2 separate regions of the Homo sapiens genome follow, and region 2 is linked to region 1. Evidence: chromatin loops called from intact Hi-C (ENCODE). Cell type or tissue: Calu3. All regions are shown on one strand. Each heading gives the region's core, and the rest is flanking DNA. Links, peaks and the distances in the headings are about the cores only.

The links. A loop is a pair of places that touch in the nucleus more often than their neighbours do. Peaks named below come from ENCODE experiments on the same cell type or tissue, not always from the same donor. Only the 100,000 strongest peaks of a DNase experiment are listed, where the experiment ranks them.
Region 2: it touches region 1 in a loop (1.8-fold over the local background); 2 of 110 quality-filtered maps call a loop at or near these places.

Annotation. Positions count from the first base shown.
Region 1 is chr3:195,381,921-195,398,619 of GRCh38, reverse strand. It overlaps ACAP2 (ArfGAP with coiled-coil, ankyrin repeat and PH domains 2), which reads left to right. Exons shown (of 23, transcript NM_012287.6): 2 at 6,473-6,530; 3 at 16,598-16,699. Among named protein-coding and RNA genes, the nearest start is that of ACAP2, 53 kb to the left of the region's middle. RefSeq lists an enhancer at 3,777-3,866. In Calu3, for the core only: no CTCF peak of the experiment used is centred there; a DNase peak (open chromatin) is centred at 10,049.
Region 2 is chr3:195,300,070-195,316,768 of GRCh38, reverse strand. ACAP2 (ArfGAP with coiled-coil, ankyrin repeat and PH domains 2) reads left to right here. Exons shown (of 23, transcript NM_012287.6): 11 at 7,932-7,983; 12 at 9,446-9,546; 13 at 10,153-10,258; 14 at 14,595-14,803; 15 at 15,125-15,194. Among named protein-coding and RNA genes, the nearest start is that of XXYLT1, 37 kb to the right of the region's middle. In Calu3, for the core only: no CTCF peak of the experiment used is centred there; no DNase peak of the experiment used is centred there.

The DNA.
Region 1 (16,699 bases), core at 5,547-13,546:
TGTTGCCCAGGCTGGAGTGCAATGGTGTGATCTTGGCTCACCGCAACCTCTGTCTCCTGGGTTCAAGTGATTCTCCTGCCTCAGCCTCCCGAGTAGCGGGGATTACAGGCATGCGCCACCATGCCTGGCGCATTTTTAGTAGAGACAGGGTTTCACCATGTTGATCAGGCTGGCCTCGAACTCCTGACCTCCCGTGATCTACCTGCCTTGGCCTCCCAAAGTGCTGGGATTACAGCCGTGAGCCACCATGCCTGGCCAGTGGAGATATTTATAAAAGGTTATTATGTAACAAATATACAGTTGCTTCTTGGCCTTTTGGCTAAGATTAAGTGTAAATATAAATTTAGAACTGTAACCTTCCTTCATACTGATTCTATGTTGGTTCTCCTCTGTTTTTAGGCTCTTAGAGGAGTTGGATAGAACCTTCCTTGATAACCTTAGAAACCAAGTGGATTTTTAAATATTTCATCATTTTATATGTCATATATATGTAGTCCTCTAGTCTAGATTGAAGTTAGGAAGTTAGGAGAGGACTCCAGTCTGTATTTGACGTGTGATCTTTGGAAAGGGACAGCAGTATTGTGTTTTTGTCTCTCTTCCAGTAAGCCTTTTGCACGCCTAGAAGTGTTTTCTCTTAAAGGAAATTAGATTTGCTGTTTTAATTGCTGATCTTAGGCCTGTTTTAACTGTTTTTGCCCCTTTTCAGACTATTTCAAATTCATTTTGGAAGTATGTGATGATCTTATTACTGCTTTCTTCTCAGGTGGCCCCATAACATGAAAACAAAAAGAGATTGTGCATTTTCTTTAACACTATGTAAATAATCATAGCTGACATTCACTGACTACTTAGTGTTTTCACATGTATATTAACATTTGTCATACGTCTCTGTGGGAGAGAGTGTTGTTTATCTATGTTTTAGAGAAGAAACCGAAACACAACTTGTTCATCATTACACAGCTAATAAGAAGTATAGTAGCGATTCAAACACAAGAAGTTTTCTTTTTTTTTTTTGAACTTTATTCTACTGCCTCTCAACATAGAGATATTGTAGAGACCCAGCATAGAGGACCCAGAACTTAATCAAACTAATAAGGGGTGGCCATTCACATTATAAAAGTATTTAATGGAGCACTTCTATTAAAAAGCAGGTTTCTAGAGTGTGTGCTGTGTTGTTTTCTGGTCGAAAACAGAGGGAGTAATCTCATTGGTATAGGACCTTTTCGTCACTCTTTTTTAACCACTTAACAAATCCCAGGACTGCCCTTGGGTCAGTGGGCCATCCTTGATGCAGCTGTTGTCCTTTCCTTGCAAAGAATAGTCCAGCATTGCCCAAGGTACATAAGGCTGTTGAGCTGAAAGAGGAAGTTGACTTAGGGTGATAGGTACTATGATGGACACATACATATAGGCACCTCTCCTGAGTCTCTAAACGGTTATTCAATTTACATGCAGCTTTTAGAAATACATGTATTATATAAAACAAAAGAATACAACAGTTTCAAAATCTGCACATTTTGAATATTTATTTCTATTTGATGATTTCTTTATTAGGTAGTTATGACTTAGAGCCTGAAATCCACCTTTAATGTTTGAGGATATTTATGTGCCTATTAATGATCTTGAATATCCTGCTATTGGCAATTTAGATTGCATCACCATGTGACCTAATTTTTTTTAAATTATTAATTTCATTTTAAGGCTATTGCCAAGTTGGAATGAAGGGTTTTTTTTTTTTGGTGGTGGTTGTTAGTTTTTAAGGATTTTAAATGGATGGGAAAAATAATTATTTAGCATACTTCTTCTTTTTTTTTTTTTTTTTTTTTCTTTTTTGAGACACAGTCTCACTCTGTCTCCCAGGCTGGAGTGCAGTGATGCAATCTTGGCTCACTGCAACCTCTGCCTCCCGGGTTCAAGCAATTCTCCTGCCTCAGCCTGCCAAGTAGTTGGGATTACAGACATGCGCCACCATGCCTGGCTAATTTTTGTATTTTTAGTAAGACAGGTTTTCACCATGTTGGCCAGGCTGGTATTGAACTCCTGACCTCAAGTGATCTGCCTGTCTCAGCCTCCCAAAGTGCTGGGATTACAGACGTGAGCCACCGTGCCCGGCCCATACTTCTTTTTTCTTTAAAATAATTTTATAAGGAAAATGTAATGCTCATGTTACACATTTAATGTATTTAGTTATTTTAATGTATACTCTTTTTACAAACAGTAGCTTAGAAAGTTTATTGCTACAAGAATATGCAGTTATCTGAGTGGAGAGAGTTCTATTTTTGAGCCTCATTCATTTCATAGCCATGTCTTGGTGGTAAACTTGCTGTTGGATTTTTTTCTCTTCTAGTTTTCTTATTTGTTTTTTTTTGAGATGGAGTTTTGCTCTTGTGTCCCAGGCTGGAGTGCAGTGGCGCGATCTCAGCTCACTGCAATCTCCACCTCCTGGGTTCAAGTGATTCTCCTGCCTCAGCCTCCCTAGTAGCTGGGATTACAGGTGCCTGCCACCACGCCTGGCTAATGTTCATATTTTTATTAGAGAAGGGGTTTCACCATGTTGGCTGGGCTGGTCTTGAACTCCTGACCTTATGTGATCCACCCACTTCAGCCTCCCAAAGTGCTGGGATTACAGGCATGAGCCACCACACCCAGCTTCTCTTCTAGTTTTATGTTTTTAGGTAACTATTTTTCAATTGATAATAAAAAACTATGATGCATGAATAGATAAGAGAATGAAGGTATTGTTATTAAAAATAAAGTATCTGTTTTTCTGAATTCTGGGCTTATTCAGCTTCTTAGAGTACAGACTGCTAGAGCTAAGTCCAAATTTTATTTTCTTTTATGTATTTCATATATGAGAAAAGATTTTCATTCATGTTCTTATATTTGACATTCTTAATGGTCAGTAAACTTTCTGTAAAGGGCCAGATAGTAAATATTTTATGCTTTGTGGGCCATATGGTCTCTCTTGCAGCTACTCAACTACGCCATCATGGCGTGGAAGCTGCCATAGAGACTACGGAAGTGAATTAACTTGTCTCTGCTTCCGTAAAACTTTAGAGGAACAGAAATTTGAGTTTAATATAATTTTCATGCATCACAAAATATTATTTTTTAAAAATATTTTTCAGCCACTTAAAAATGTAAGAACTATTTTTAGCTTATAGACTTTGTAAAAACAGGTTATGGGTCAAACTTGCCTGTTGGGTAATTGTTTGCTGACCTTTGTGACTGTGCTCATTGTCTTCTCTTTTCTTCCCTTTCTCTTAACATCTATCTCCCTTATTACTTATTCTCTGTTTTGCTCATTTTGCTGCTCAGTCATATATTTTATTTCATTATTAATGTGTATATAACTTGATTTTTTTAAATTAAATTTTAAGCTATGGAGGGTAGGGGTCTATAATTTTGGCCTCTTTATTGCCTTGCATTTTTATAAAAGTTATGTGCTTCGTAAAAATTGGGGAGGATTGCAGAGAATTAATATCTATCATTTAATATTTTGAAAGATTGTTGGGTAAATTCTTTTATTTCACTTATTAGTTTTTTAAACATATGTCCCAGAATGGTTCTATCTCAATGAATAGAAGTCATCTATTCATCTGCGAATTGATTTTGTTCTTTGTGTCATGTACTGTGATTGATGATATGAACAGTCCTCATTTAGTCTTTACCACCCCCTACTTTAAAAAAAAAAAAAAAAAAGAGATGGAGTCTTGCCCTGTGGCCCAGGCAGGAGCGCAGTGGTGCAGTCATAGCTCACTGTAACTTGAAACTCCTGGGTTAAATAAAGCAATCCTCCGGGCTCAAGCAGTCCTCCTGCCTCAGAATCCACAGTAGCTGGGATTACAGCCACACACTATGTGCCTAGCTAACATTTTTTATTTGGAATTTTTTGAGAGACTGAGTCTTGCTTTGTTGTCCAAGCTGGTCTCAAACTCCTGGCCTGACGCTACTTTTTGTATTTTTAGTAGAGACTGGCTTTTGCTCTGTTGGCCAGGCTGGTCTAGAACTCCTGGCCTCAAGTGATCTGCCCAGCTCGGCTTCCCGAAGTGCTGGGATTACAGGCGTGAGCCACTGTGCCTTGCTGCTTACCTTTCTTTAAACATGTTGTTTTACAAAAGTGAATTAGTAGAATTGCACAGTGAAATAAGATTGGAGAAGTTACAAAAAGTTTATCCCAACCCATTTGTTTAGTAGAAACCAACGATTAAATCTCAAACTGGTCATTTCAACTAATTTGCTTGAAAGAAATGGAAGACTGAGTAAAGATAAATAAAGGTTAAAATGTAAATGAAGAGGGTATCTGACAATTAGCGTACTTAGTGAGTTTCTCCCTTGGCTCAACAAACATTTTGTTTGCGTGTCTGTACTGCTATGGGGAACTGAGACTAGTGAGCGAGGTGCACAGTGATAGAATGTGTGTGAGGTGCTGGAGGGGCACGGGAGGGTACGCCATTCAGCTTGAGTGGTTGAGGGGTTCCAGGAGGACCATGTCTTGGGGAGATGGTGTTTGGACTTCTTTTTCCCCTTTATTAGCTTTAAACGTTGCTTAGAAATGCATAGTTGCTGAAAATAGTTAAACAATCTAGAATTTAGTAAAAAGCGCAAATCCTTATTTATACTTTCTGCTATCAAATCCCCATTCTTCAGAGTTGTAGTTCGTAGACTGATAAATATGCTCCCAAATTGAGCTCATGCTATGCATATAATTTTGTAGCTTGCTTCCCCCCCCCCCAATATAATACTCTATCCTGTGCAGATTTCCATATCAGTAGATACAGATCAACCTCATTTAAAATCTTCTGCCTCACATAATGGTATGGATATATGGTAATTTATTTACATTATTTCCTATTGCTGCACATCTAGGTTTCTAACGCGTTACACTGAATATCCTCATACACATACATTTGTTCTCGTGTGTAAATTAAGTTTAAATGATGAGTAGGTGAAGGGACTGAGGACTGATGTGAATGAAAAATGTTTTCTAGGTTAAGGGGACAATGCATAGTTTGAAAAACGTTGCTGAAGCAAATGAGAAACTTTTAGTCAGGAAGAAGTATTTCTGTTTCTGTGCTACAGAGTGCAGCACCTTCCATTTTCTCCAGTCATATGCTAGAGCATCTCATTTTATCATAGGCATTTCTTTACTGAATAATTCAAAGTTATTTTCTTATTTTAGAGATTTAAACACTTCTTAAAAATAAATGTTACCCAGTGGAGAAGCAGAATCACAAGTCAATAAGATGATTATTCAGAGGTCACACAGAGGTGAAGTGGGAGTTCTGGAAATAGAGTTTTTTGTTTTATTTTGAGACAGTGGCACCTAGGCTGGAGTGCACTGAAGCGTCAACCTCCTAGGCCCAAGTGATCCTTCCACCTCAGCCTCCTGAGTAGCTGGGACTACAGGCGTGAGCCACCACGCCTGGCTCATCTTTTTATTTTTTGTAGAGACAGGGTCTTCCTGTGTTTCCTAGGCTGCTCTCGAACTCTTGGGTCCAAGCAGTCCTTCCCCTCAGCCTCCCAAAGTGCTGGGATTACAGGTGTGAGCCACCATGCTTGTTCTGGAAATAGTTTTCATCCTAGCTCTGTCTCCTGAGAATATCTTACTCAGTGTAAATCCCCCATTACTATCCAACTTAAAAATTTAGTTAAATCTTAAAATACCTACTTGAGAATTGCTAGTTTATCAAGTAGATATATGAAAATGGCATAAATGACTTAAAGTAGATGAATTACATTTTGTTATACATACTCTTGAGTGTAAAATGTTTTCATCCCCAAAACTTAGTTGCTGCTATTTTGTTTCAGACAAATTTCCAATTTTGAAATGTTGCCTTGTAGTGTGGTATGAAGTGCTAACTGTTATTATAATTGTATTCTCTTTTGTCAATAAGACAATATTTGGCTTATTTAGTTCTGCATTTTACATAATCTAACCTTTGCTAATTTTTCTGTATTAAAATTATATTGCTAGGAGAAGAAGAGAGATGAAAATTAGTCTTAGGTACTGATTAAAAAATACTTTGGAAACAAAACAAGGGTGGTATTGTTCTGAGCTATTTCTGAAAGTAAAAGCTCTTCTTGGTTGCCAACAACGCCTTGCAGTTTGGTTGCATGTGTTTTGTTATCAAGAAATCCAATTCTTTGTACACCTCAACTTTTAAAATTTCTCACTTATTTAAAAAGTACGTGCTAAATAGCTGTATTTTGTGTTATTAATTGGAATGATACTAATGCTTTGAGTATAAATTAGCGTAATGTGTTCTGTCATTGTCCTAAACAGTAATTGTATTACCTGTTGTATTGCATGATTATGAAGTATTGATACTAAATTCCAAGGTAATTATTACTTCATGTGAAGTGTAATTTTTAAGCATTCATATCTATCTTTTCATTTAGAGTTACTTTTCAAGAGTAAAGTGTACATTTAAACAAACGAAATAACTTATTTTATATTTAATTTTTCTAGGGCAGCTTTGGAAGAAGTAGAAGGTGATGTGGCAGAATTGGAACTAAAACTTGATAAGGTAAATTTTACAAGTTAGCTTTTTGAAACATTGATTCTCGTTTGCTGTAAATAATGATTAGTACCTACAGTAGTAGGTCTCTTTTTTATTTTTTGGAGACAGAGTCTCACTCTGTCGCCCAGGCTGAAGTGCAGTGGCATGATCTCAGCTCACTGCAACCTCCGTCTCCTGGGTTCAAACGATCCTCCTGCCTCAGCCTCCCAAGTAGCTGGGATTACAGGCGTGCACCACCATGCCCAGCTAATTTTTTGTGTTTTTAGTAGAGACAGGGTTTCCCATGTTGGCCAGGCTGGTCTCAAACTCCTAACCTCAGGTGATCCACCTGCCTTGGCCTCCCAAAGTGCTAGGATTATAGGAGTGAGCCATCGCACCTGGCCTGGTAGCTTTTTATCTCTATGAGGGTAAATGCTATTATTATCCCAGTTTTACACATGAGGAAAGTAAGACTAGAGACACTAAGTAGCTTGTGTAAAGTCTAATCTAAGTGCCAGAGCAGGAATTCAAATCCATGTCTGACTTCAAAGCTCACTAAACATCCTTTATGTTGTTAGAAGCTTTTTCTGGGGCCAGGTGTGGTGGCTCACGCCTGTAATCCCAGCACTTTGGGAGGCTGAGATGGGCGGATCACCTGAGGTCAGGAGTTTGAGACCAGTCTGACCACCATGGAGAAACCTCATCTCCACTAAAAAAATACAAAATTAGTGTGGTGGTGCATGCCTGTAATCCTAGCTACTCGGGAGGCTGAGGCAGGAGAATCGCTTGAGCTGGGGAAGTGGAGGTTGCTGTGAGCTGAGATCGTGCCATTGCACTCCAGCCTGGGCAACAAGAGTGAAACTCCATCTCAAAAAAAAAAAAAAAAAAGAAAGAGAAGCTTTTTCTGTATTTTCTACCAAAAAGATTGCATCTTTCTTTTTTGTTGCTTAATGGATTTCATATATAACCTGACCATTGTATAAATTTGGGTCTGGCCACGTTCAAATGTAAATACAATTTAAAATATTAATTCCATTTTTAAGCTAATACCAGAAATACTTATAGATACTCAGTAATCTGTATGGTCATATTTTATGGAAGGGTAAATGTACATTGATTCCCTCCATCTATATTATTGATGATTTTTTTGGTGTCTGTCCAAGAAACACTGTTTGCTATATAGTAGGCAGAAGCAGTAGAATGAGTAAGACAGCTTCCGATCCATTTGTTTAGATACTTCTGAAACCACTGCTCATTTACATGTTTCTCTTTAAATTTCTGGAGATAAATCAGATGTATATATTTGAAATACCTTTTCTGAAAATAATTTTCTAGTTTAATAATTATAATTATAAATGGCATTGCTGTGTAACGTAGTGCTCCTGAGACCTTAACTTTGCTTAGGAACCCCTGGGGGATCTTCCCTGGGGATCCCATCTTGTGAAAAAACAGATTCTGATTCAGTAGCTGGAGACACCTGAGATTTTGTGTTTGTAACCGGATTCCAGGTGACGCCCGTGCTGTTGGCCCATGGACCACGCTTTTGAGTAGCAAGGATATAAAATATATTAAGCTGAAGGTTTTCAAATGTTTTGAAACCATGAAACACACATCTTTATATAATATAAATAGTCTAGAAACTATATTTAGTTCTATATGTAAACAAATTACATCAAAATTTTAGAAGATGTTTAGAGATAAGTTATTTTTGTATAGTACTGTATAATTTTTAAAGCCCTGTAATATATAGTAGTATCCTTTTAATTTTTACAATAATCCTGTAGGGTTAGATAGGACAAGTGTTATTACTCCCGTTTTATAGCTGAGGATACCAAAGCCCAAGGAAGTGATGAGGACTTGCTTCAAATCACAAAGTAGAAGAGGCACAACCAGGGCTAGAACCCCTTTTCTTTTTTTTTTGAGACAGAGTCTTGCTCAGGCACCCAGGCTGGAGTGCAGTGGCGCGATCTCGGCTCACTTGCAACCTCCGCCTCCCAGGTTCAAGCACTTCTCCTGCCTCAGCCTCCTAAGTAGCTGGGACCTCAGGCTCACGCCACTATGCCTGGCTAAGTTTTTGTATTTTAGTAGAGACGGGATTTCACCGTGTTGGCCAGACTGGTCTCGAACTCCTGTGCTCAGGCAATCCGCCCGCCTCGGCCTCCCAAAGTGCCGGGATTACAGGCATGAGCCACTGCACCCGGCCCCTCTGTCTTTATGATCAGTTCAGCGCTCTTCTTGCGCATCACTGCACTTCAGGATCCGCGTTGGGGGAGCACCTGCCACTGGGAAAGGTTCTGAGGAACGCTAGCTGGCTTCCAGCAAGTCTTTGTAAAAATTAATATTTTAATTTTGGATAAGGAGATTATTTGAAAATGCCTTCGTTTTCTACTTAAAAATTACATGTCTGGCTTTTTATTACTATTTTATTTTATTTTATTTTTTACCCTGAGGCATTACATTTATTTTCAAGTACTCTTTAAAACAAAATTTTAAATTCTCAAAGTAGACAACAGAAAATATAGTTTTGATTTTATGGAAGATTTATGAGAGAGTATGTAGAGGGGCAAGTCCTTCTAGAATCACAGAGTGGTATAAGAAGGATATCTTATTACTTATATATACATAAGTGATACATATATTATTACATATGTATTATATACATGAAATAAGAGTAAGGTAATAAGGTAGAACCACATGTAAATCATATGAAACACTGTGGTGGGACACCTCAGACTTTAAAATACCTAAACAGATAGAATCCACTGACAGTGTTTTTGCTGATTATTTTGCTGTTATGAGTGGATTCTTTTTTCCTTTGTATTATTCACTTGGGGTAGGGCACACACACTGCTAGAATCTTCAGACCAAAAGATTCAAATCTGAAACAAGTTATTGAAGTATCGACATTGAGTGCTAAGAACTATAAGCCCGTTCTAGAGTCTGTCTTACCCAAAGGGCTACCAAGACACATGGAAACCTGACAGCTTAAAAAAATCACTGTTTTCCCTCGCACTAAAGTTCCATAGTTACTTTTATATTTCGTACCTCTTCCAAATTCTTTTTTTTTTTTTTAATTTTTAATTTTTTTTTTAAGAAATGGATTCTTGCTCTGTCACCCAGGCTGGAGTGCAGTGGTGTGATCTCGGCTCATTGCAGCTTCCACCTTCCAGGTTGAAGCGATTCTCCTGCCTCAGCCTCCTGAGTAGCTGGGATTACAGGGACACGATACCACACCTGGCTAATTTTTTCGTATTTATAGTAGAGACAGGGTTTCACCATATTGGCCAGGCTGGTCTCGAACTCCTAACCTCAGGTGATCTGCCCGCCTTGGCCTCCCAAAGTGCTGGGATTACAGGCGTGAGCCCCCATGCCCAGCTCAAATTGTTAATCTATTAACTATTATTTTTATTTTAGAAACTATGGGGAGTTAGCATAGAGAAGAGAGGCTGAGAGGAGGAAGTGGTTGTTATTGAAGGTAGTGTCAGTGAAGGACTAATGTGGGTGGTGGAGGGGTTGCTCCAAGTCTAGGTTAATGATTTCATAGCTTTGTGCAGGGCAAGTTCCACCTATAGTATCATTGTAAATCATGCCAGGGACAGGTTAAACTAGCTTGTTGACTTTGCCTATAATGTATGCCACCAGTAGTTCATTCTTTGTGGTGAATAAGGCTTTATGAGTGGCATTGCTCTACGGAGTTCAATTATTGATCCATTCTTGCCAGGTGTTCTGTCATTGACAGCATCATAGTGCATCATAGTTGCCATCTAGGCTTAATTTCTGCATGTGTTGCATTGTCTGACTGGCATGCTTGTTCCCCATTGAGCAGATACTCTTTAAATCTCAGCCAAGTACTACCAAATGTTGGCTCTTTTTCTTCTGTTGCATTGTTTCTTGCATGTACTCTGATTTAAGCTGTTATAGTATTGTAATTTTGGGTGGGGAGCATAGCCTAGTAGTTAAGAACACAAACATTGGCTCTTTTTCTTCTGTTGCATTGTTTCTTGCATGTACTCTGATTTAAGCTGTTATAATATTATAGTTTTGGGTGGTAGCATAACCTGGTAGTTAAGAACACAAAGCCTGGAGCTGCTGCTGGGTTTGAGTCTGGCTCTATCATTTACTAGCAATATGGCCTTGGACAAGCTCTTCAACCTTTCTGTGCCTCAGTTTCTTCTCTCCAAAATGGGGAAAATAAGAGTGTCTATTTCATAGGATTATTATGAAACTAAAATGAGATAATACATGTAAAGTACTTAGCACAGTTCTTGGCACGTGGTAAATTCTAAATAAACAATGATGCTGTCTCTTCAACAGACTGTTAGCTCCTTGAAGAGAGATTGTCCTTAAAAAGGGGAAAAATGGGCTGGGAGTGGTGGCTCACGCCTGTAATCCTAGCACTTTGGGAGGCCGAGGCAGGCGAATCACTTGAGGTCAGGAGTTTGAGACCAGCTTGGCTAACATGGTGAAATCCTGTCTCTACTAAAAATACAAAAATTAGCTGGGTATGGTGCCCCTGGCGTGGTTGTGTGCGTGCGCCACTGCACTCCAGCCTGGGTGACAGAGCAAGACCCCATTTCCAAAGAAAAAGAAAAAACCCTCATTTGTTTTGTGTACTTGGTGTATACAAAGTCTTATGTTTTACTTATATTATTTCTTATTATTATAGCAATATTGCAAAATTGATATCCCTAATTTGCGCATGAAAAAACAAGAATTGGAGAGTATGTTACTCAAGGATAGTCAGCAGATAAGTTGTTTGTATTCCTATCATCTGGCAGAGTGTCTATGACATAGTAATTGCTTAGTAAAAAGTTGTTGAATGAATTAGGGATATTAGTTTGATAATTTAGATGGACTTGACATTTAATCTTGTTGTAGGTAAAAATCTTCCCTCTTTGTAGGTTTATATTATTCAGTTAGAATCTCATTTATCAGTGTCATCTAACAAGTATTTTGACAGCTGGCAAAATCTCAGTCTTCTCTCTTTCTGCCTCCCTCCCTCTTCATTGCCAAGTCCGTCCTTCCTCCTGGATAGCTGCAGCGTATATGTGGTTCTGCTGTATGACAATTTCATTTTCTCTGTAACTCCTGTGATGGTGACCTCTGTTCTACTTCTGATACCTATTTCATGGCTATGTTCTGTGCCTCATCACCCAGGGTTCTAATCTTTGAAATCTGGAATGCTGATATCCTACTTTCTGAGTTGAGTCTCCAGTCCTTCCAGTTCTCAGCCTCATTACTGCTTTTGTTCTTCAGCCCTACCTCTGGTCTTTCACTATCCGCTTGTGATATTCCAGATCACTTTTTTTTTTTTTAAATTTTACTTTAAGTTCTGGGATACATGTACAGAATGTGCAGGTTTGTAACACAGGTATACATGTGCCATGGTGGTTTGCTGCACCCATCAACGCATCATCTAGGTTTTAAGTCCCACATGCATTTGTCCTAATGCTCTCCCTCCCCTTGCCCCGCACCTGACAGGCTCCGCTGTGTAATGTTCCCCTCCCTGTGTCCATGTTTTCTCATTGTTCAACTCCTACTTATGAGTGAGAACACGCGGTGTTTGGTTTTCTGTTCCTGTGTTAGTTTGCTGAGAATGATGGTTTCCAGCTTCATCCATGTCTCTGCAAAGGACATGAACCCATTCTTTTTTATGGCTGCTCAGATAATTTTTAAATACACTTCAATGTATTCCTCTTTTTTGTAATTAAAAAAAGTTGAGATAAAATTAACCTAACATAAAATCCAGTATTTCAAAGTGAGTAATTCATGGTTTTTAGTATAGTCCCAGTGTTGTACAACTATCACCACTATCTAATTCCAAAATATTTTTCACCCCAAAAAGAAACCCTGTATCTATTAGCAGTCACTCCCAATTCTCCTCTCCCTCTGTCTTCTGGCAACCTAATCTACTTTCTGTCCCTGGATTTGCCTATTCTGAACATTTCAAATAAATGGAATAATACAATATTTGGTCTTATGTGACTAGCTCCTTTCTCTTAGCATGTTTTTAAGAGTCATCCATGTTGTAGCATGTATCAGTCCTTTGTTTTTATAGCTGGATAATGCATCATTGCATGGATGTACCTCATTTTGTTTATCCATTCATCAGTTGATGGACATTTGAGTTGTTTCCCTTTTGTGGCTGTTGTAAATAATGCTGCTATGATCCCTTTCAGAGTACTCTTAATGTTATTACATCATTATTTCTCTTCAGAGACTTTCATGTCCCTTCCATAATAGCTACTCTGCAGAATTCTCCACTATTTTAAGTCTGACCATCTATATTATTTGTCCCGTATCTGGCCTATAAAACCCTACAGGGGAAGTTACACAACTGTTTGGTGAAACCAACTGATGGTGCTACACATTCCTGGAATTCTTGATATAAAGCAGTTTCCTCCAGACCCAGTCAGGTGCCTTTCTTGTTACCGTTAGTGGCTCTTCAAGACCTCAGGATTTGCCACATTGTTCTTCATTCTCAACAGATGACCTTGTCTCTTCTTCTGCTTGGTGGGAATGCCTTTATTTCTTGCTGCTAATCTAGAAGTTTAACAGAATCTGTTCTTACCATTTTAGTTTTTCTGCTTCTTTGAATAATAAAAGTATCCCTTTTTCTATGCAGTTCCAAGCCCCTTACCTCCTCAGGACTTTGCTTTAGCATCTCTCTCCTTTCCCTTCTCTGCCACCTCTATCTTAAGTAGATAAAGATTTTTTTTTTTTTTTTTACTAAGTTTGTTTCTTAGTAAAACAAAACAAAAGCAAACAACAATAGGAAAACCTCTCCCTCTGACAAGGAAGCACAAATCTCTATTGAATAATTACCATGTGCCAGTAAGTTTGTGCTAAGAATCTTTTTTTTTTTTTTTTGAATACAGAGATAGGGTTGTTGACCAGGCTGGTCTCAAATGCCTGGCCTCAAGAGTTCCTCCCATCTTGGCCTCCCAAAGTATTGGGCTTACAGGCATGAGCCACGCCTGTGCTAAGAATCTTTATGTGCATTCCCTTAGTCTTTTTTTTTAGTAACCATATATGGTTTGGTACCATTGTTATGTGTGATACAGAAGAAGAAATGGAAGTTTGTTGAGGTTAAGTTCACTCAGTCTCACTTAGATGTTTAAGTATGACAGTAGGTTGAACCTAAGCAGACTTAGCTGAGAACCCTATATTTTTTGCCGTAATATTTTACTATTAACCTGTCTCTCTTTGTTTTTATGGAAACTTTTAATTATTTTTGAATTTAATTTGTTGCATAATACCACCTATGTAGTACACAATTTGAAGGTAAAAAAGTGTGTACCCAGTGAAAATCAGTCATTTTCTAATCTCTTTCCTAGAGGAATGCACTGAACTAGTTTCTCTTGCGCCCTTGTGCAATTTTCTTTTTTTTTTGAGACAGCCTCGCTCTGTCACTGAGGCTGGAGTACAGTGGCATGATCTCAGCTCACTGCAACCTCTGCTTCCCGGGTTCAGGCAATTCTCCTGCCTCAGCCTCCTGACTAGCTGGGACTACAGGTGCGCACCACCATGCCTGGCTAATTTTTGTATTTTTAGTAGAGGTGGGGTTTTGCCACATTGGCCAGGCTGGTCTTGAACTCCTGACCTCAAGTGATCTGCCCAACTTGGCCTCCCAAAGTTTTGGGATTACAGGCGTGAGCCACCATGCCTGGCCTTTTCACAAAATTTTCTAAGTATATAAAAGTATTTGTACTCTTCAGTACAAATGACTCTCCCCATTTCAACAAAAATATTAGCACTGTTCTACATTTTGATTTTTCTCTTAATATATCGTGGATGTTATTTGTTGTTATAGAGCTGTCTCATTTTAAAAAATGGTTGAATTGTATTACCTTTCATGGCTATATCATAATTTATTTATCTAGCTGTCCACTGAGAGACGCTTAGCTTGCTACCAATATTTTACTGTTACCGCAGTGAATATCTTTACATGTGTCATATGGCCTATCTGTAAAATATAGTTGTAGAATACATTTTAAAAAGTGAAATTGCGAAGTTAGAAGGTATGTATGTTTTAAATTTTGATAGCTCTCGCTAAACTGCCTTCTGTAGATATTGTACCAATTTACACTCCTACCAACAATGCGTGAGAGTGACTATTTCCCCATAACTGCCCTCTTTAAAACAGCATGTTATCAAACTTTTTCATCTTTGCTGTTAGTAAAAGAAAAAAAAATAGTAATTTCCATTTCTTTTATTATAGTGAGAATGAATATCTTTTCATGGGTTTAAGACACATGTATCTCTTTTTTGGGGGGTAATTATCTCTGCATGTATGTTACCCATTTTTTCTAGTGAATAGTTGGATTTTCAAAATGATTTATATACCCTTTTTTATGGTACGGAAACTTGTCCTTTGTGATTTATCTTAATATTGTTTTCCTATGTTGTTTCTTTTGACTGTGTTTGTTTTTTCCTTATAGAAATGTCTTATTATGTAATTGGATTGATCAGTTTTTTTTTGCATAGTATTTGAGCTTTGCATCCTTCTCAGACTTCCCACTTTGAGATTATTGAAAAAAAAAACCTTCTCTTTTCTCTTTGATTTCTGATTCTGTTTTTATGTTTAAATCTTTATCTATAATTAACTTGGGAGTCTGTAATACAATTTAATTTCTTTTTTTATCCCCTTCAGATGACTATCCAGTGTCCCTAATATCATTTATCAGATAACTTTTCCCCCACTGGCTGGAGTATTACTTTAATCAAATATGGCATATTTGTATCTGTTTTTTTGACTGTGTATTCTTTTACATTGATCAGTTTGTCTATTTGCATTTACTACCAGACTTTTATTTACTATCTTTTTATAATATATTTTAATATCATATAGTACTAATGTTCCTACCTTATTACTCTTCAAATATTTTTTTGCTCTTCTTGCATAGTGGTTACTCCATATGAACTTTAGAATCAGTTTTTCTGGCAAGACATTTTATTTTATATTGTAAATAGCAAACAATTTAAAAGACATCTGTGCCAGCATTTCTCACAGTGGGTTTTGTGGAATATTGGTCATATAATAATGCTTCCTCTTAACAAGAATTCCATGGTCACATATTTTTGGGAATTGCTACATATTATATACCTCCCCTCTTGGATGCACATTGATAAATCAAAAGCCCTTAACAGTATAGCAATATCTTCTGTTGCCTTTTCTAGGAATCCTTCCCTGGTCCCCACAGCCCTCGTTAGATGGTCTTCCTTTTTTTTTTTTTTCCATGCATAGTTTTGTCATAGTAGTTGTGTTTGTGCTCTGTAGAATTTATCTACTTGTTAGAATTATAGAATTAGAGTTTTTGAGAGCAGAGGTGATGTTTTCATTTTCTGTTCCCCTAGGTCTCAGGGCAGCAGTTTTAATTTATGCTCTTGAGATCCTTCAGGAGTTTTCTAAAGTTTTTCTTGGCTCTTTATCCTCTTCTTGGTGACCCCCCTTTGCATCCCCTTAGTACTTTTCTCTCCTTTGTCTAGAACAGTTTCACTTTTATCTGTTTTTTAATATTTGACATTTACCCAAGATTTTGGTAAAAGAAAATGTTCTGTGTCTGAAAGAAAGGAGAGAAAGAAGGAAGGAAGGAATGGAAGAACAGGGAGTTGGAGGGATAAAGGGAATGAAAAGAAGAAGGACGGGAGAGAGAGAAAGAGAAAGATGAAAGAAAGAGAAGAGCCCGGTACTAAGGCTTAGACAATGCCTGGAACAATAGGTATTAGAGACATTTTTTTTTTTTGAATACATGGTTGATTAATCACTTTAGCTATCTGCGTTGATAGACTAATATTGAAATGATCACTAAGCTATCATACAGTTTACTTACCTTTCCTCCAAAATACTTTTGTTGTTGTTATCACACAGCCTCTGGATCCTAAATGGTCAACTTTTCTGGTACAACTCTGCTACGAATTTACTTTATAAGCTGAAGGAAAAAAGAATACTTTTCAATTAGTCTGTTTTGAGTTTATCGATGAAACAAATTGAACTTAACTAGGTCACCTCATATAGTTACTGCCAACACTTGTTCAACTAAGTAATTTGTAAAACTATCTTCAACCTGATGAATTTTTTTTTTCTTTTTCAGCTTGTGAAACTTTGTATTGCAATGATTGATACTGGAAAAGCCTTTTGTGTTGCAAATAAACAGTTCATGAATGGGATTCGAGACCTGGCTCAGTATTCTAGT
Region 2 (16,699 bases), core at 5,024-13,023, 81 kb after region 1:
TAAAATGGAAAGAATAATGATTATATTTGATGTTAAACCTGAGTTTAGAGAGCTTTAAAAATAATACATGTGGTGGACATGGTGGTTCATGCCTGTAATCCTAGCACTTTGGGAGGCTGAGGTGGGTGTATCACTTGAGGCCAGGAGTTTGAGACCAGCCTAGCCAACACAGTGAAACCCTGTCTTTACTAAAAATAGAAAAAATTAGCTGGACGTGGTGGCGCATGCCTGTAATCCCAGCTGCTTGGGAGGCTGAGGCAGAAGAATTGCTTGGACCTAGGAGACAGAAGTTGTAGGAGTCAAGATTGTGCCACTGCACTTCCAGTCTGGGCGACACAGTGAGACTCTGTCTCTTAAATAAATAAATAAATAAATAAACATAAGAATAGTACATGAATATAGGTGGACCAACTCAAGTGGTGTGGTTAGAAATAATGTTTCTAGCTAAAGTGAAAATGAAAACTTAAAATTACATTTTCTAAGCTCTAAAAAGTAAGACAGTAGTCTTCTAAGCCTTTCCTGACAAATTTCTGTAGCCAGAGTAGAAGTTGGAAAAAAAAAAAAACAAAAAAAACCCAGCTTGACTGGTGAGTCTTTATAATAAAGGTTACTCACCAGTATGTTTTCATGATATAATGGCAGAATTGAATTTTAGCCTTCAGATTTCAAAGCAACCTACTTAAAGTTTAACAAAGTGAAAATACAGTAAATCCATAGAAACATACCATTATGTTAAGAAGAAAAGAAATGAACTTCCATGGACTACTACAATGAGAGATGGTCTCAGACTTCAAAATGAAGCATAGTAAGTGTTAGTAGAATATTGCACTGCCATTTAGGACAATAGAAGGAAGTCGATTTTGATTTATACATGAACCTTTTCATTATGATTAATTTTCTGAATTACATTGGCATAGATATTAAAATGCAGCTAAAATCAAGTAAGGAATAATGGTTAAATTTTCAGTTGTAGACATTACCTCCTATTTACAAAGTGAAAAAAACAATGCCTTTGGAAATTAGGCTGTTTTTAAAGGAGATGCCATCTATGTGTAGTGAAATGGCAGTTATTGACTAGAATCATAGATTGTAGAGCCCCTTATTTTCAGTAAAGAAATGGAGCTTCAGAGACATAGTCACTTTTTCAAGATCACACAGCTGGTTTGTGAACAAATTGAGGGGCAAAACCTGGAACTCTGAACTCTTCCTCAAGTATCCTATGGCATTTTTCTTACTTGCTGTGAAAATTCCAAACCATCTTTATTTTGATAGAACAAGATACAACTTCAACTATGAAAAAATACTTCATTTTAAAAGAACTTCCTGAAGCACTTACGTTATTAGGAAAAATTATGGATAGCAAATTAATATCATTTTCACATGCTATTGAAGAACGTTTGCCAAAAACACTAGTAAAATTCTGACTTGTAAAAGAATATAGCATATAAGGCCAGTCATTGTGGCTCATGCCTCTAATCCCAGCAGTTTGGGAGGCCAAGGCAGGCAGATTGCCTGAGCCCAGGAATTGGAGACCAGCTTGGGCAACATGGTGAAACCCCATCTCTACAAAAAACAAATATAAAAATTAGTCAGGTGTGGTGGTGTGGTGCCTGTAGCCCCAGCTACTCAGGTGGCTGAGGCGGGAAGACCGCTTGAGACCAAGAGATTGAGGCTGCAGTGAGCCTCTGCATTGTGCGTCTGCACTCCAGCCTGGGTGACGGAGACCCTGTCTCAATCAGCCAATCAGTGAAAGTCCAAACCTTGTGACTAAAGTCTTTAAGTATTTTCTAGGTGATAGATAAGGAACTAGACAGAAGGGAGAGGAAAGAAGAGTAATCTTTTAAATGTTACTTAGAATTCTCTTCTGCTTTTTAATGTTAAAAATTTGGAATTTAAATTTCTTAAAGTATCTCAAAATCCAATTCTCTGCGCAGCTTAATTTATTTTACTGGACTTTGAGTAAAAGACTGTGTTTATGATATTGGTGAGTTAATTTAAAAAATTCAGGAATCCAGTGATTCAAATATGAAGATTTTTCTGCCTGCTATTTAAATATTTTTTTGGGATTGTTTATGGATTACTTTTAGGGCACGTTTTTTGTTTTAGTCACCATAGGGTACCACACATTTGCTATTACCTATACTTCTATGGAATTATTGCGTAGAGTCTTATCAAAATCAACTATTTAAAAAGACCTTCTGGCTGGGCATGGTGGCTCATGCCTGTAATCCCAGCACTTTGGGAGGCCGAGGTGGGCAGATCACTTGAGGTCAGGCGTTCAAGACCCGCCTGGCCAACATGGCGAGAACCCTGTCTCTACTAAAAATATAAAAATTAGCTGGTCATGGTGGCACGCATCTGTAATCCCAGCTCCTCGGGAAACTGAGGCAGGAGAATCACTTGAACCCAGGGAGGCAGAGGTTGCAGTGAGCCGAGATTTTACCACTGCACTCCAGCCTGGACAACCAGAGTGAGACTTCGTCTCAAAAAAAGAAAAAAAAAAAATCTTCTTTCTCCCATAAATAAGATACGCTTACTATGTACCCACAAAAATTAAAAAAAAAAAAAACAACAAAATTTTCTTCCTCAGGGAAATGTGAGTGTGACTAGGAATTTCCAGATAGTTTTAATAAAACCTCACTTTGTGCTTCATAAATTACAAGTGTATTTCAGGTCATTCCAAAATCTGGAATTTAAGTGAATAGATAATATTTTGTATGATGCGATTGAAATAGCATAAGTGAAAAGTTTTATGTCTTATGTGAACTGTTGTAGTTGGTAATATCTCAAAAATTTTATAAATCTATAAAATATATTTTTCTGAAGATATAAGTGAAGTCACCACAATAATCTTTCTTTGTTGGGTCATTTTCTCAGTGTGGCAGCTTCCTTTCAGGCTCAAATTAGTGGATTATTAGAACTTATATTCTCTTTTGCTTTTTATGATTAAATTCTGAAAAGATGAAGGAAAATAAATAGATACTAACATAATTTATTTAGTGATAACTTGGAAAAACTAATAAAACTGAATAATTACTTGCTATGCTCAGTCTTTGTTGAAATAGAAAATACAGCTAAGAGCATAGAAGGTACTACACAGGATTTTAAAGCAAAATGTTCTGTATGCTGCTGGTATAGATGTAAATGTTTTATTTCTATTGGCCTTTTGTATTATAAGAAGTATATACATGGATTAAAGATTAATACTACGTATGTGTGGCTTTCAAGTCACTGATAACCATTTCATGAAAACGGGATGGGCAATTGGGAGAAATGTTTATTTGCCTAATATTTTATAATCTTTGACATCCTCTATTTAGTGAACCTACTTTCTTTATGAAGACTTTTCATTTATCTCAGGTTTATACAGGCAATTCCTACAGTGATTGTTTTCCTGAACTTTTAGGAGCAGCTTATTAAGATGAGGCGCGAGGTGCTATCTATATTTTATAGCCATGACCATTGAGGCAGAAAATAATAGTAGAGGTATATCCAAGTATGCTAAATCCTACCAGAACTTCCTGTAATGTAGTATTTGAAGAACTTTTTGAATATTCCTGAAATTTTCAGAGTCTTAAGAGTTGGAATTAATTGTACAAATGCATATGTGTATAAAAAGTTAATAAAATGCAACAGATACTTTTGATTATTTTGTTAGGTTCAGAGCTTAAGCTTGTTTCTTAATTCTTGCTTTATTTTCGTATCATGCTAGTCCTTTGCTTATTTTGCACATTTTTCGTTTTCATTCTTTTACCACCTTTCCCTTATGTTTTAATCCTGCCCCGTTTTTTCACACGACAGGAAAAAGCCCGATCACATCAGGTACCAAATGGCTTCCTTCCCTTTACCCTCATCTTACTCCAGTTTCCTTTTTGGCACGAGAAAGCTCATAATTAACTTGCATTCCAGTTGGATTACTTGCAATGGATGAAAAGTCTCTTTATGTTTTAAATTGGGAAGAAAATATAACTATTTTATTTGAGAAATGGAATTATACCTTTTAGTTGCACATCTCCTCAATTTGTTTTAATCTGTAAAGGAATCTTTGATTTATTTATAATTACCCAAAGAAGATACAGATTGAGTAATTTACTTTTTTTTTTAAACATATCTTATTTTTTTGAAAAGAGAAATAAAGGCTGGATGTGGTGGCATGCCTCTGTGGTCCCAGCTACTCCAGAGGCTGAGGTGGGAGGATCACTTGAGCCCAGGATTTCCAGACTGCAGTGAGCTGTGATTGCACCACGACACTCCAGGCTGAGTGACAGAGTGAGGCCCTGTCTCTAAAAAAAATTACATATATGTCTAAACAAATAAAAATATAGAGGGAAATAAGCTAGTAAACTCTTTTTAAAAATTTGAGCAGTAACTAGGATTAGTCCTTTTGGTAAAACCATATTGATTATGTTGAAAGAATACATTGTCAGTTCGTTACCTTTTTTTGTTTTGCCATTTATTTTCTCTGTATAAAAATAAATTGAAGTAAAGGAGCATTCATGTTCAGGCTTTTAATTTTTACCAGTTGTTTACCTATTTGGCACTTACATGAATGTGTAAATAAACCCATCATCTGTATAGTTCTAGTGATAACGTTTCTACAGATTTAGAAGTTTGACTTTTACTCATGTTCTTGATTACAAGAGCAGTCTGGGACTAGTGATCAAACATGGTAAAAGATAACTCGAATTTTTTGTTTATGTATTTTTTCTTTTCCTGCCCAAATTTTGTCATTTGGAAGCTCTAATTAGTATGTTAATATTAATAATATTTAATAATTTATAAATTTAATATTTACAACAAATATATTTTAAAGTATAATATTTAGAATTTAATAAAATGTGTATTATATTGAGTTATTTCAATTTGAGATACAAAGTGATACCTTATTTTTCTTAATGAAGCAAGAAATTTTTCTATTTTAAAAACTGTCTTGGCAGGGCGCGGTGGCTCATGCCTGTAATCCCAGCACTTTGGGAGGCTGAGGCGGGTGGATCACTTGAGGTCAGGAGTTCAAGACCAGCTTGGCCAACATGGCGAAACCCCGTCTCTACTAAAAATACAAAAATTAGCTGGGCGTGGTGGTGCATGCCTGTAATCCCAGCTACTCAGGAGACTGAGGCAGGAGAATCGCTTGAACTCAGGAGGCGGAGGTTGCAGTGAGCCGAGATCGTGCCATTGCACTCCAACCTGGGCAACAGAGTGAGACTCCATCTCAAAAACAAAAACAAAAAACAAAACAGAAAACTGTCTTGTATTTTGGCTTTGTGGTCAGTTTCTGAATCCAAAGTTAAGTATTTTTTCTATATTTCACAGTCCATGAGCTGTTTTTAAGTCTTACTTTTCCTTTTCTTAGAAATGTTAGTAACAACTAGGGCCGGGCGTGGTGGCTCACGCCTGTAGTCCCAGCACTTTGGGAGGCCAAGGTGGGTGGATCGCTTGAGACCAGGAGTTAGAGACCAGCCTGGCCAACATGGTAAAACCTCGTCTCTACTAAAAATACAAAAATTAGCAGGGTGTGGTGGCGTGTGTCTGTAACCCCAGCCACTTGGGAGGTTAAGGTACCAGGATCGCTTGAACCCAGGAAGTGGAAGTTTCAGTGAGCCAAGATCGCACCCCTGCACTCCAGCTTGGGTGACAGAGTGAGACTCTGCTTCAAAAAAAAAAACAAAAAAAAAACAAAAAAACCACAATGAAATGTTAATAACAACTAGGATTATTCTATAGAAATAATTAAAAATTATATTCCCTTTTACTTAACTGATTAAAGTTTTGGTCAATGTTACTAGTTTTTTTAATTTATAATAGCAATGGAGGAGTGATAGTGTTGTAAGACACACAAATCTTAGTATAATAATTGAAAAAATGTTTTCTACCTAGGATATATGACGTTTTTCCTTAAGAGATGTAAAATTAAGAGTTTATATTTTCTTTCCTCAGTTTATAAAAATCGATGTTATGAAAACGTCATTCAGAAGCAGATCGATGGCAGAGGAACTGGGTTTCAGAAATACATATGATCCTTAGGTTAATAATCAGAGGGTTAGCTCTTTGACAACAACATAAGTTTTAATACTATTTTTAGAAGATATTGTCCTAAGATGCAGCTGGTCAAGAGAAGTTAATTTTTTGAAGACCTCAGAAGCGTGAAAAGTTTACATAATTTGTTGTTCAGTAAAACTCTTCGTAGCTTTCATCAAATTACAGAATTTACTATGATATAAAACAAATGATTTTGTATGACTACAGTTCACCCTACTTCAAATGATTTTTACACAAACGCTTTCATCAGTATCAGAGATTGTTTCCATTGCATGTCATCCCATGTGGCAGGGTTGCACCATTTTGTTTGTTTGTAGGTATTTCCTTAACATTTCTAACCAACTATCTGTCCCAAAGTAAAGAAACCCAGAAGTTCTTCCTTTTCTAGCCTACCTCTTGATGATTTGCATTTAGAGGCAACCCAGCTCATTTTATCTAGATGCTTATTTAACAAATGTCTTTTTTAATGGTAAAGGCGATTCCTCTTTAAGTGACAAGAAAACCTAAGTCTGTCTAGTAAATGGCTTAAAAGTGGAAAAGCATCTTCTAGTCATGACATGAGAACAGCTTTGGATAATTAACTTAATTTTTAAAAATAGAAATTCTAAATACAATTTCTAATGCTTCATATTAGTATCAATGAAAAGGTAGAATATCTGCTAATTGATTAATAACTAATGTTACAATAGAAATCATCTCACATGAAACTAATTTTAAAATAATGATTCAAATACTGTTTTACCTTTCATGCTTGATAAGAAGTTTTGCTTTCTTTTCTGAATGGCTTTTGGCTGTGAATTTTTTTTATGCCTTTAGGTCTTTTATTGTTTTAATAAATTAGAATTAGTAAATATGTAATACATAGCATAGATTTTTCTTCTAAAAAAGATCGTAAGTAAATTGTTTGTCTAATAATTTACAGTAATGAGCAGAACCATATAAATAGTTGAGTGAATCATTTGTAGTAATAACTTTGATTATTTTACTTAGGAGTATTTTATATGAAAGTAAGGCCAAGCTAATTTGTGATTGTCTCTTGTTAGATGTCGGTTCTGACATGATTAGTTTTCTGTTTTGCTTATCAAATCAAACTCTTACTGAATTATCTGCTGAAAAGTTGAAAATAAAGCACAATTTATTTCAATGTTTTTCTGTATACAAGTGGATACTTTTTTTTTTTTTTTGAGACGGAGTCTTGCTCGGTCGCCCAGGCTGAAGTGCAATGGCGTGATCTCGGCTCACTGCAACCTCTGCCTCCCGGGTTCAAGTGGTTCTCCTGCCTCAGCCTCCTGAGTAGCTGGGATTACAGGCACCTGCTGCCATGCCCAGCTAATTTTTGTATATTTTATTAGAGGCTAGGTTTCACCATGTTGGTCAGGCTGGTCTCGAACTCCTGACGACCTCAGGTGATCCACTCACTTTGGCCTCCCGAAGTGCTGGGATTACAGGCGTGAGCCACCGTGCCTGGCCACAAGTGGATACTTTTATTCACGATATACATTTATGCCAACTTTATGAGAAAAGCAATTATTTCTTGGGAAAGAGTTCAGTTATTTTTGAGGAACCTCAAAAGCTGTAAATTTGTACTTTAAAACAGTTATTATTTGGTGATAGCATACAGGATAACTGCTTTTGTTAGGATGTAAATTTATGACATGAAATTAATCAAAATGTAGTACTTTAATTTTCCTAACCTGTGGTTTTAAAATGTTTGTTCTTTCAGTAGTTTTCCCATGTTAGAATCAGTTTATATAAAGCAAAATAATACAGTGGACTTCTCAAAACATAATTAACACAATGTGATTTCCAGTGCTTTCTCAAATATTTCATTTCTAACAACAATGGAAATAAATTATGTTTATGAAAACTTAATCTATTTTGTGTTTCTGTAGGCGCTGGTTTTCAATACAGAATAATCAGTTGGTTTACCAGAAAAAATTTAAGGTAGGTGTTAATAAATGAAACCCCAGTGAGTTACCAGTTTCAGTTATTTATCTGTTTTGGTAAACATTGAAGTCTATACATACTCATTTGTGTAAAATTAATGTAATTATTTATTAGTTTTATGTTTGAGCAGGTATAAGAGGACTCTAGGGTGGAAAATATCAACATTTAATTCTTAAAAGCAAAGTGATTTGAATCCTGAGTTCTTAATTCCTTGCTTTGAGATGGATTTTTCTGGGTCACAGGATTGTTTAAAATGTTTTGATAGCTTTTAAATGGTATATATTAGTTGTACATACTTTTGTGGTACATGTGCTATTTTGATACTTGTATACAACGTGTGATGATCAAATCAGGGTAACTGGGGTATCCATCACCTCAAACATTTTTGTCTTAGGAACATTACAAATCTCTTCTCCTAGCTGTTTTGAAATATACAACATACTTTTATTTCTTTATATGTATCTTTGTCTAGTCCATGACAGAAATAACACTGCCATTCCATAGCACTATTTTGAAGATGAAAGAGAGGGTGCCTTTTAAATAATGTCACAATAGGGCCAAAGGTTATAGGACAGAATGGTTAAAAATTACATTAATTAAAATGTAAGCTGAAAGTAATTTAAATAGAACCCCTTAAATTTGTTAATATCGTTTTATATGTTTGTTTTCCTGAACCTTATTTTAAGGATGAGGAAGTTTTATTTATGGGAAAGACATATTGGGATTACATGTGAGTTGAGAATATTAAAATAACTAGAAACAAAAGAATAAATCATTAGTTAATGGATAACTTGCTTTTCACCTAGTTACTTTTTATGAATGATATTCTGTAAACTGCAGATTTCAAATCTCTACTCTTGAGATGACACAATATGAAATTTTACTTGCTTGGTTCTATGGTAGCAGGTTTGTATGACAGAAGCCCTTTAATCAGCTAATTATTAGTTCATGGTTTCTTCTATTCTGATAAACTTGGTTTTGAATTTATATTTTTATTAAACAGTAGAAAGTGATAAAATCTTTCTGATTCTCCTAGGTATTTTAAGAAGTTATAGCTTTCTTTGAGGTATTTAAAACTTGACTGAATAAAAGCTTCTCTTTTGGAGGAAAGTAGCTTTTATTATATGTGAGTGGGGACCAGGAGAGTGAATATAAAAGAAAATGGAAGAAAAGCCACAGAACATTAACATTTATTGAGCATCTACTAAGTATCAAGTGTTGGACCAGTCTCTTTATATGTAAACAATTTCATTTAATCTCTATATAATTTATGAGGTAGATACAGTTATTAACAGGACAAAATTACTTTTATGTCTATATTGATAACCCCTGTTTCTAAAATAAAATATAAATCTTGAAAATTAGACCAGTTATGCCAAGTAATATTTTTAAGTATTTCATTATTGGTAGTATTAAAACCTAAGTGGAAAAATATGGAAATTTGGTTTCCTCACTATAGGATAATCCGACTGTGGTAGTTGAAGACCTCAGGCTTTGCACAGTGAAACATTGTGAAGACATAGAGCGACGATTCTGCTTTGAGGTGGTCTCGCCAACAAAGTAAGTGGTTCTAAAGGATCTGTGATTTGCTTTTATGTTTTTATAGTTTGTCTTAAATAACTTTCCAGAGTAGAGAAATTTGCATTTGTCTGTATCTGTGCTAAAGAGAAAAAAAAGTTTTAAAAATAATTTTCAATAATTAATGGTTACAGATATTATAGTCAGGTATTTATGTAACTTCTACCATTTATCCTATTCTTTAAATTCCATAAAGGTGATTTATGGGCTCATATGAAAGTTTTAGCTATTATGATGAATTGAAATCATATGAGTTTCTTTGATAACTATCATTTTATGTTTGTACCCAGTAGAAAAAAAAATGAGTGTTTCTATATTTATATGGTAAATTTAAGTGGTTTTTTTTTTTTTTAAATATTCAGTGATGGGTTATTTGTTTTTAAGAGATAATTTGTTTCATTGGCACCTTAATTTCTTCGTTAACATACTTTGCCCTAAAGATACATGAAATAAAACCTTCTTTCAACAAATTATATATATTTTTGGCTAGAAAATTATTAAATAGCAAAGTGGAAAAAATATAAAGCTTATAGGGTGTTTTTGGCATTAACTTAGTGTCTGAGAAAACAATATGTTATTTCCTTTTAGAAGTTGCATGCTCCAGGCAGATTCCGAAAAGCTGCGCCAGGCATGGATTAAGGCTGTTCAGACCAGTATTGCTACTGCTTATAGAGAGAAGGGTGATGAATCAGAGGTTAGTAGAGGTATTAGCAATACCAGATAATATATTGCCAAAATTCTTGATTTTAGTTGCAACGTTATATGACTGTATGTAGCATCGTTTGTTATGGAAGATGATTTTATGTAATTGAGTTTTATTTTTAAAATCTGGATTTAATTTCTTTTTTGTTTATTTCTCTTTATTTCACTTACCATTTTATTTCAGTATTTGTGAATCTATGTTTAATATTTGAATATATGAACCAGATCGGAATAAGGTATTTCCCTGTTAGTGTTTTTCCCCAAAAGTATTGTGCCATTTTAGTTAATTATAAAATAAAATAATGATCATGAAAGGTGTTTAAAACTGAATGAAAGCAAAAAAGGGAAGCATAATATTGTCTCTTAGGTGAAGGCCCCTTAAAAATATAAGGTGAATGTGGGAACTTAGGTCATAGTCTGGCCTCAGTTTCTCAAAGAGCTTACCAAGAAAGTCTTTTGGGCAACGCAGTGAGTGAGTAAATGGGTCCTGAGAAATGGAACTCAGCACTTTTGGGTCATCTGGCAAGACTGTGGCATAGGCTTAGTGATAGATAATTGTTGGGAGTATGGTTAGGGGGATCGACTGCTCTCTAAATTGTATTCCAAAACTTACCGTGGCCAACTTCCAGCTCCCAAATATAGATCATAGATCAAAGCAGAACCTTTTCAGGCATGGGATTATGGGGGGACGACTAACTTGATCCAAGCAGAAAGGCTTAGAGATGAAAGTAGGAATTTGATCAGTAGCCACGTTTGCGTGAACTTGTCTGGGTACAAATGATGGGAACATTGACGAAGGGCATGTCAGCAAAGATAGCCCTCAATACGTCTGTCTCTAGAATCACACTTCTCCAATCTGGACCAGTTGCTCCCTAAGCCTGCAGCATGGCTGTCAGTCTGGGATTTCCTTACAAAATCATTTCTGGAGTTTCTTCTCTTTCCTGTATCCCATATCTTTCTCCTTCTTGGCTTAAGGAAAACTTAAGTACTTTCTCTAGTAGCTTCCTGAAAATGAGGCATTTGTGATTCCATGCATATCTGAAAAGGTCTTGGTTCTGTCCTCATATTTGATTGGTAGTTTGGTTGGATATTTTAAGATTGGAAATAATCTTGAGAATTTTAACAGCATTGTTTGTTTTTTAGTTTCCAGTGTTGATGTTGAAGCTTTTCTTATTAATGACCTGCTGTATTTCTCCTCTCCAGTTGCTCTGTATTTTCTGGATTGGTATTATGATTTTCTTATTTTTGTGTCCGTGTGTGTTGTTTTGCTCTACTTTCTGGGAAATCTTCTCAGTTAATCTTCCAAGTCTTCTATTGAATATTTCAGTTCTGCTAGCACATACTTAATTTCCAAGAGCTGTGTTTGTTCACTAAATGTTTACAGATATAGACCTGTTCTTTTTTCGTGGAATCAGTGTTAGAGCTGTGGATCTTAACCATCATTGCATACTATGATGTCACCACACAGGGAGCTTGAAAAACCCCCATTGCTTAGGTACCACCCCAGAACACTTGAATGGAGTTGGGCATCAGTACTTTCACAAGCTTCCTGGGTTAGTTCCATAAACAACCAATGTTGAGAGCTATTGCGTTAGAGGCTTCCTTTGGCTATCTCATCATAAGTGTTAGGCACTAAAAACTTCTTTGGAAACTCTGAGCACAAAATTAGGACTTTGTTGACTGTGGCCTTTGTCTAAGTCTGGACCATTTGTTGAGGAACAACCATCGTCAGGGTCTTTTTGAGTCTTTTCGGCTGATGTGATTTCCCAGAGAAGACTCATTGATCTCCTGCATAGCTATGAGGGATTGGTGGGGAGCTAAGCACTGGGTATCTTAGCATATTGTATGTATATGTTCATTTAATCCTCTGGCTTCCACCTTTCAGGTGAAGTCGATTCAGAGACTCTGTTTTAATCCTCCAGAGAATAACTTCCAGTCATTGTGTTTGTGTAGAGAGCAGTCATCCCCTAGTGGCATGGAGATGGGGGGCAGCGACAGTAGGATTGAACTGTCCTGCTTAAACAATCATTCCTCCTATTAATACTTTCGTGAATTGGTGTCATATTCAGTGCTGTGTTCCTTGAAGTGGCTGACCCAAGTTTTGCTGTGTTTGTGTACTTAGTTCTCTAATTTGGTGCAAAAACATTAGCATATAGAGAAAACTTGGGAATGAACCAACATGATTTCTGTAATATAATATTGATATTCTTTCCTTACATAATTGCTAATTCCCATTATCGAACATATTCTGGTAAAACAAATATTTCTTTCTTAAAATTTCGGAATAATCCTAAACTTACAGGGAAGTTTTTTTTTTTTTTTTTTTTTTTTTTTTTTTTGAGATGGAGTCTCACTCCATTGCCCAGGCTGGTGTGCAGGGGCACGGTCTCAGCTCACTGCAACTTCCACCTCCCAGGTTCAAGCGATTCTGCTGCCTCAGCCTCCCTAGTAGCTAGGATTACAGGCATGTACCACCATGCCCGGCTAATTTTTTTTTGTATTTTTAGTAGAGACAGGGTTTCACCATATTGGCCAGGCTGCTCTCGAACTCCTGACCTTGTGATCCACTCACCTCGGCTTCCCAAAGTGCTGAGATTACAGGCATGAGCTACTTTGCCTGACCTGAAATGTTTTTAAACCAGAAGACTTTTTATAGACCATATCTGTCATTGTTTAGGATCTAAGTACCACATCTTTGTATTCGGTCATTATGGCCATGTAGCAGGATGGCGGGGAGACAGAGTCTTGCCCTGTTTCCCAGGCTGGAATGCAGTGGTGTGATCATAGTTCACTGCAGCCTTGACCTCCTGGGCTCAAGCAGTCCTCCTACCTCAGTCTCCTGAGTAGCTGGGACCACAGGTGCTTACCACCATGTCTAGCTTATTTGTTTGTATGTATGTATGTATTTATGTACATATGATGGAGTCTCACTCTGTCACCCAGGCTGGAGTACGGTGTCATGATCTTGGCTCACTGCAACCTCTGCCTCCTGGGTTTAAGTGATTCTCATGCCTCAGCCTTCTGAGTAGCTGGGACCACAGGTGTGCACCACCATGCCTAGCTAATTTGTATGTATGTATGTATTTATGTACATATGATGGAGTCTCACTCTGTCACCCAGGCTGGAGTGCGGTGGCATGATCTTGGCTTACTACAATAGCCCCCTCCCGGGTTTAAGCAATTCTCATGCCTCAGCCTTCTGAGTAGCTGGGACCACAGGTGTGCATCACCATGCCTAGCTAATTTGTATGTTTGTATGTATGTATGTATTTACGCTCATATGACGGAGTCTCACTCTGTCACCCAGGTTGGAGTCTCACTCTTGTCAACATGATCTTGGCTCACTGCAACCTCCGTTTCCTGGGTTTAAGCTATTCTCATGTCTCAGCCTCCTGAGTAGCTGGGATCACAGGTGTGCGCCACCACGCCCAGCTAATTTTTTTGTATTTTTAGTAGAGACAGGGTTTCACTGTGTTGGCCAGGCTGGTCTTGAACTCCTGGCCTAAAGTGATCCACCCGCCTCAGCCTCCCAAAGTGTTGGGATTACAGACATGAGCCATTGTGCCCAGACATATTCTTTTTTAGAGACAGGCTCTTGCTCTGTTGCCCAGGCTGATCTTGAACACCTGGACCCAAGTGGTCCTCCCGCTTCAGCTTCCTAAAGTGCTGGGATTACAGGGGTGACACCGCTCTCGGCCAAAAAATTAACTTTTTGTTAATCAGCCATCTTTTGCTTTTCTTCTCTTTTACCTAATATCCCTTGAAGTTTTAAACATTGTATGTTCTATATTTGATTCACTCTGTAGTTATAATTTTGTAGTTGATCTCTTCTTTACTATTTATATAAGCTCATACCTTTCCTAGTTACTCACTGCAGTAATTAACTTGCCTTATCCCTGAGAGGTCTGAAAAAAAAAACAATGACTAGCTTAAAGTTTATTGAACGCCTTGGAAAAGTGTGGTATAAAACAATAATATTTATTTCATTCTTGAGTTTGAATAATCCCTTACCTATTTCCTCTGTCTCCACCCTGCATGTTAGACTAGTGTTCCCTTTCTGTCTTCATCTTTTGTACATATGTTCATTGTGTCATTTATTATATATAATTTTAAATGTTTACACGTTTCTCCCCACTGGAATAAAAGCTCACTGATGGAAGAACCTACATCTTTTTATCCTTGAATTTCTAGCTAGACTATTGCCTTGCTTATGCCTGTAACAGGCCTTTAATTTATTGATTGGAAGCTTTAGTTTGGAGCATGTAGTGTGCAACAAAGTATTTCAATCTTTTTTTTTTTTAAAAACAAGTAATTCTTAATTCTTTTAGAAGCTGGATAAGAAATCATCTCCATCCACAGGAAGCCTAGATTCTGGAAATGAGTCCAAAGAGAAATTATTGAAAGGAGAAAGTGCGCTTCAGCGGGTCCAGTGTATCCCTGGCAATGCCAGCTGTTGTGACTGTGGCCTGGCAGATCCACGGTGGGCCAGCATCAACCTGGGCATCACCTTGTGTATCGAGTGCTCCGGAATTCACCGGTGGGTAGGCCTGCCCAGGATGAGAATTTCTTCTTTTGGATAAACACAGATAGAAATGGTTGTTTCACTTGTTAGTTGCCCTTTTCCACTTCCCTAATTTAATCACCAGTTTGTATCTTTGTACCTTTTAAGAAGTAGTTAAAATCCTGGTTTGTAAAAGCTGTTGAGGACTTTGGTTCATCATTCATTATTAAACAGAAGATCTGTGCCTATATGTGTATGCCGAGGGCTTTATTAGAGCCTGTGTCACGTTAAAACAGAACTTGCGCAAATACGCAAACAGAGACTTGATAGTAATGCAGTCTTCTTTTTTCCACTTAGGAGCCTTGGGGTTCATTTTTCAAAAGTACGATCTTTAACTTTAGACACCTGGGAGCCAGAACTTTTAAAGGTAAAAAAAATTTTTGCTTTAAAATATTTCATATTTTCACATGAAAGTGAAGATTTTAGAATCTTGGTTTACAAATGTGTGAGTTCTTCATGCTACCAATGTATGCTAGCTAAATTGTATTGAAACACATCTGAGGCTATTTTGGCAAATCTGGTGTTTTCATTGTAAGTTTTAAAAATGGCTACATTTGGCTGGGTGCGGTGGCTCACGCCTGTAATCCCAGCACTTTAGGAAGCCGAGGCGGGCGGATCATGAGGTCAGGAGATCGAGACCATCCTGGCTAACACGGTGAAACCCCGTCTCTACTAAAAAATACAAAAAATTAGCCAGGCGTGGTGGCGGGTGCCTGTAGTCCTAGCTACTCAGGAGGCTGAGGCAGGAGAATGGCGTGAACCCGGGAGGCAGAGCTTGCAGTGAGCCGAGATCGCGCCACTGCACTCCAGCCTGGGTAACAGAGAGACTCCGTCTCAAAAAAGAAAAAGAAAAAAAGAAAAAAAAAAGGCTATATTTATATATAGCACTCTTAACTCCAGGTTAGTTCACTGTTCTTGTTTTCCTTGAGACAAGGTCTTCGCTCCCTTGTGCAGGCTGTGTAGTGGCACCATCACAGCTTACTGCAGCCGGGACTTCCTTGGCTCAAAGAATCCTCGTGCTGCAGACCCCCCAAGCAATTGACACCACAGATGCATGCCACCATGCCTGGCTAATTTTTGTATTTTTCGTAGAGACATGGTTTCACCATGTTGCCCAGACTGGCCTTGTACTCCTGGGCTCAAGCAGTCCATCTACCTCGGCCTCCCAAAGTGCTGGGACTACAGGTGTGAGCCACTACCCTTGGCCCAGTTCAGATTCTATGCCTTAATTTTAATCTTTTCTGATTAGATTCTTTTTAAATATATAAGAGGTCTATTGCTATACTAAACTTCATAATGGATTAGAAAAGCTTTTGACACCATTGGGTTGTTTCAGCATACGATGATTTGCAAATTTATATTTGTCAGGTTAGGAGTCATCATACCAAGTCTTCCTTTTTTCCCTGTGTCTAAGAATTTATATCTATGAAAATGTCATAAATAATTTTAGACCACTACCGGTTTCTGATAAGATTTACAAAATTCGAAATAGTAGTATAATCCTTTTAATTCCTGCCATCTAGTTTACCATATTGTAGAAAATAGATGAGTTTAAGGGTTGGAGTATATGCTCATTTGTTTCTGTCTGAAATCCTGTGGCCGGGTGCGGTGGCTCATGCCTGTAATCCCAGCACTTTGGGAGGCCAAGGTGGGCAGATCACTTGAGGTCAGGAGTTTGAAACCAGCCTCGCCAACATGGTGAAACTGTCTCTATTAAAAATACAAAAATTAGCCAGGCGTGGTGGCACACACCTGTAGTCCCAGCTACTCGAGAGGCTGAGGCAGGAGAATTGCTTGAATCCAGGAGGCAGAGGTTGCAGTGAGCCGAGATCGCACCACTGCACTCCGGCCTGGGCAACAGAGGAAGACTGT